Linked DNA regions of Homo sapiens: region 1 is linked to region 2. A link is an interaction called in ENCODE POLR2A ChIA-PET data of the cell type or tissue named here. Cell type or tissue: OCI-LY7. All regions are shown on one strand. Region 1 holds the start of LOC105373024 (a long non-coding RNA gene). Region 2 has its middle 17 kb from the start of LL22NC01-81G9.3.

What was found. ChIA-PET counts read pairs that join two places held together with the same protein. Peaks named below come from ENCODE experiments on the same cell type or tissue, not always from the same donor. Only the 100,000 strongest peaks of a DNase experiment are listed, where the experiment ranks them.
Region 1: POLR2A ChIA-PET joins it to region 2 with 6 read pairs; 1 of 35 experiments calls an interaction of 5 or more read pairs at or near these places.

Annotation. Positions count from the first base shown.
Region 1 is chr22:37,331,052-37,333,551 of GRCh38, reverse strand. LOC105373024 (a long non-coding RNA gene) reads left to right here and starts at 1,416. Exons shown (of 4, transcript XR_938232.3): 1 at 1,416-1,659. In OCI-LY7, CTCF peaks have their summits at 1,311 and 1,511 (motif pointing right); DNase peaks (open chromatin) are centred at 1,191 and 1,531.
Region 2 is chr22:36,981,249-36,983,748 of GRCh38, reverse strand. No RefSeq gene overlaps it. Among named protein-coding and RNA genes, the nearest start is that of LL22NC01-81G9.3, 17 kb to the right of the region's middle. RefSeq lists a cis regulatory region at 1,085-1,684. In OCI-LY7, a CTCF peak has its summit at 1,417 (motif pointing right); a DNase peak (open chromatin) is centred at 1,438.

The sequences.
Region 1 (2,500 bases), 350 kb before region 2:
AAACCCTGTTTCTACTAAAAATACAAAAATTAGCTGGGCGTGGTGGCAGGTGCCTGTAATCTCAGCTACTCAGGAAGCTGAGGCAGGAGAATTGCTTGAACCCGGGAGGTGGAGGTTACAGTGCGCCAAGGTCGTGCCACTGCACTCCAGCCTGGGCCACAGAGCAAGACTCCGTCAAAAAAAAAAAAAAAAGTCAATTTCTGGCCCCTCCTCAGAACCCCCAGGGGAATCTGCAGCCAGCCGGATCCTGGCCCTGGGCCTGTGCCTGGGAAGCACATACCTTCCAGCTACGACTGTGAGCCCCTCCCCAGCCCCTTTCTGGGACAGATGGGGACACTGAGAGCCAGAGAGGGGAGATGTGTAGCAGAGTTGGAACTAAGGGCCAGGTGTCCATCCCGCCAGTCTCTGCTCCCACTGGGATTCCTGCCCAGCCTCTGTCCACTCCGAAGGCTGGGATGAGCGTCTAATGACCGTGTGCAGGGAGAAGGTCGGGGGCAGGTGAGGAGCAGGCAGCCTGGACCCTGCCTCTAGTGGACAGTCCCCATCCCCTTGTCTGACCCCAGGGTTGGGGGGGCCTGCCTCACTTTTCTGAGCTGACAATTGTAGGGTCTCTTGGATGCTCCCACACACTTCGAGTGCCCACAGCTCCCCCACGGGGTACCCGGGAAGGAGAGAAGCGGTGGTTGCGGGGGAGAGGGACGGCAGGAGTACAGGAGTGAGGCTTAGCTGTCTATGGCCTTGGGGGGCTTATGTTCTTGTCCTGGCTCCTGAGAAGGAACGGTTTGGGAGAGGAACTGATTGAAATGTACTTTGCGTTTCTGGAAATTGAAATACTCAATTTGAGAGCATAGCGGCAATTAGTGTTTAATCACAGGAGGATAGAGCATGGGTGGCTGTGCCTGAGCTGGGGAGGACGGGTGGGCTGATTACCCGTCCTGCTTCCTGCTGTGGGGGCTGAGTCCCATTCCTCCCCTTCCCTAGGACAGATTAAAGGTGTAATTTGATGAATCAATTTGTTTTCTGGAGGAGAGAAGGGAGAAGCAGAAATCTCATAATAGCTGGAAGCAAGTTGCTCCATCCTGTCCTACAGGAGTCTTCATCAAGGAGCCAGGGGCGGTAGGGAGGCAGACCCAGTAGAGGAGGCCTCAGTGGTGTCTTCCTTTGAAGTCATGCACACCTGAGTTCAAATCCTGGTTCTGCCATTTACCAGCTGCACGACCTTGAGAAATCCACTTAACCCTCCACTTCCTCATTTCTAAGAAGGACAGCCCAGCAGGGTAGCTGGGCTAATATTTAATATTAGTCAATGTGCCTTCTGCAGTGTCTGGCACTTAATGGATGATCTATAAAGGAGAGAGGATACTGGGGGTAGGGAGGGGTGGGCTGAGACAATTGACCCCTGCTGGGCTGGACTTGAGGTTCACGGCCACATGGTTCCCTGTGCAGCGCCCCGTGGGTCCCAGCAGACACAGCACCATAATGGGAGACTTCTAGGCCGAGAGGGCAAAAGCTTCAAACAGCAGGCGGCAGCACCAGCTGTGTGGTGGCTGGGAGCTGGTCTAGCCTCCGCCTTCCTTCCAGAAGTCTCCCCAGCATCCTCAACCAGGTCAGATCCCCCAGCATGACTCAACATCCCTTCGACTTCCCTTCTGCAGCCCTGTAAGTGCTGGGGGTGCTGTATGTGGTGGTGGGCACCTGGCATGCCAAGTTCATAGCAGGTGCTCTGTCAGTGCAGAGCTGGGCACTAGTGGCCCAGGGTGACAGGCTTTGGCTGGCTGGAGCAGGGCTGGGTCAGGGTCGGGAGAGGCTGGGCTGCAGCAGAGACAGCTCAGGTCTGAGTCAGACAGACCTGGGTTCAAATCCTACCCATCCCTCCCAGTGTTGGGGTAGGGGGCAAGTTGCTGCCCTTCTCTAAATCTTATTTGTAATTTGCTTTCCTGGGCTGGTTATTAAGAATAGTAGAATTTGTCTTCTACCTTCTCCTGGCAGGTGGATGCCTTAGCTCAGCTCCAAGGGACAGTTTTGGGTACTGAGAGGGAACAGGGATGGGGAAGGTGGCCTCCCTTTTACTGAGTCCATACCAGGCCCTGTGTTAAGCTCTTTATGCACTCTGAGTCCTCATCACTCCCTTGTAAGGCAGGAGTAATTCTTTCCATTTTCCAAACAGAGAAACTGAGGCTCAGAGAGGTTTCCTGGCTTGCTTAGTCTCAGCAGCGAGGAGCCAGTTGTTGAACGTGGGGTTGTGTGACTCAGAGCCTGGGCTCTGTCCAATCCCAGCTGGCAGTGGGGGAAGGAGGGGCCTGGGCGGGAGGCTGCAGCTGGGCGTGGGTGGGCAGGTGGGTGCAGAGGCCCATAGATGCTGGCTAATGGGCCCTGGTGGGCCCGGCGCTAATGGGCCCTGGAAGTGCCAGGCGTAGATTTAGTGGGAAGGCAGGTGCTGGCTGCAGTGGGCCAGGAACTCTTCTGCCCCTCCTTTCCCTGTCCCATTCCTCAGGCCAGG
Region 2 (2,500 bases):
GGTACCTTTATTGTCCTCATTGCCTCATAGATCCAGAAATTGAGGCACAGAAAATTCTAGTGACTCCCCCAAGGTCACACAGCTAGTGTGTTGGAGCTGGAGTTTGAATCCAGGTGGTTTAACTTGGAGGTCCTCAACTTTAACCTCACCTAGGTCACGTTGCTCAGGGGAAGTACAAACTATGGTGGGCAAGGTTGAGGTCTAGAATACGTATGTAAAAAGTCCAGAGGAGAGGCCGGGTGCGGTGGCTTACGCCTGTAATTCTAGCACTTTGGGAGGCCGAGGGGGACGGATCACTTGAGGTCAGGAGTTTGAGACCAGCCTGGCCAATATAATGAAACCCCGACTCTACTAAAAATACAAAAATTAGCTGGGTGTGGTGGCGGGTGCCTGTAATCCCAGCTACTTGAGAGGCTGAGGCACGAGAATCACTTGAACCCAGGAGGCGGAGGTTGCAGGGAGCCGAGATCACACCACTGCACTCCAGCTTGGGTGATAGAGCAAGACTCAGTCTCAAACAAACAAACAAACAAACAAAAGTCCAGAGGAGGCAGTTTACATGGAGATTTTCATATTTGCTGCTAGTCATTAAATTCTTCCTAATTATGAAGCGGGAGAGATATTTTAAAGCTGGGTGAAGGAGAAGGAAAAGCTGCAGATGCATTTGGTAGGATTTGGGGAAAAGCCAGGCAACTTCTTCAAATAAATTAACCCGAGATAATTACAGGCTGACTTGAGGTCCACAGTCCAAGCAGGGCTTCTTGGACTGTAGACTTGAAGTCTTTATAACACTGTGCTCCCTCCCTGAGGAAGAACAAGAGGAAAAAGGCTGGGAGGTCTTTAGAGACCCCTATCTGCACCTCCCTGTTTAACAAATGGGGAAACTGAGGCCTGCATGGACAATAAAGTGAACTGTCAAGGTCCCAAAGCATGTGAGAGGAAGACACAGAATTGAGCTCAGGTGTTTCGGCTTCCTTTGGGGCACCCTCTCAGTGACCTTGCTGCCCTGGCTAATTCAATGCAGGGTGGCCAGAACCAGGACTCAGCTCTGGATGCCAGCTCAGCTGCCAAACAGCTGTGAGACCCTGGGCAAGAGGCCTCCTCTGAGCCTCAGTTTCCTCATTTGTAAACTGGGGATAGTCAGAGAATCTACCTTATGGGGCGGTTGTGAGGGTCTAGGGGCTCCTGGGATGAAGCGCCTGCCATAGTACCTGGCGTGGAAGAGGGGCTGGATAAGTGTGATTTAGCCTTAGTATATTTCCCACATACCTCAGCCACCCAGAAATGATCAGAAACAAAGAAAGGACAAAGGAGAAACCGTTTCAGTTTAGCCGCAGGAAAGCTGAGAAGGGAGATGAAGGATATCTGTAGGGACAGAAATTAGACCCTAGGGTGGAGTCTGGGCCGGGCTTTGCCTGCAGGGGGCAGATAAGCATATTACACATTGCCCAGCTGAGAATAAAAACCAAAGCCCCTCCAGAACAGTCCCTGGGGACCAAGCCACATGGCTGGGGAAGAGCCTCAGAGTTTGGGTTCCCTAAAAGCAGACCCCGGAACAAGGATTCCCATGCAAGGGTTTACTTGGGAACCCTCATGAGGAGATGCAGGGAGGGGAGTGGGGAAGAGAGAGAAAGAAGGAAGCCAATCAAATGTACACAACTGGCCGGGTAGGGCGGCTCACACCTGTAATCCCAGCACTTTGGGAGGCCGAGGCGGGCAGATCACCTGAGGTCAAGAGTTCGTGACCAGCTTGGCCAACATGGTGAAACTCTGTCTCTACTAAAAATTCAAAAATTAGCCAGGCGCGGTGGTGGGCGCCTGCAATCCCAGCTACTCGGGAGGCTGAGGTAGGAGAATCGCTTGAACTTGGGAGGCAGAGGTTGCAGTGAGCTGAGATCATGCCACTGCGCTCTAGCCTGGGAGACAGAGAGAGACTCCATCTCAAAAAAAAAAAAAAAAAAAAAAAAAGAAAGAAAGAAAGAAAGAAAAAAAAAGTACACGATGACGGAAATTACCCCTGGAACTTAACTCCCCCCAGGAACTCTAGGAAGCATGTAGAATCTGTAGAACCTCAGAGCTATCGGGGCGTTGGGGTAGGGCTGCCCCCATGGCAGGGGAGGGCTGCACCTCCTTGGCACTCGCAGCCTTGGGGCAGGCTCTGCTCCAGCGGCGGTGGCAGTAGCGTGTGTCCCTGTCATAGGAGGCCAGTGTGGGCGCTGGCGGCAGGAGTCAGGGGGAGCACCCTGAATGGTCCAGGTGGCAGAGTGGGTGTCAAAGGGAAACACAACCGACATGAGTGCAGGCAGTGGAAGTGGAGGCAGATTTGGTTCAGCAGGGGAAAGAGCTGAGCTCTGTTCCAGCTTCTGCAGAGGTGGCTGGGCAGACGTTTGAAAGAAAGAACGTGGGAGCTGGGAAGACAGCAGGCACTCAAGTGAACAGCGATGAGGGCTGGGCAGGGTCGGAGCCATCCCGCCAGTTGTGTCTATGTCTGCAAGCTGGC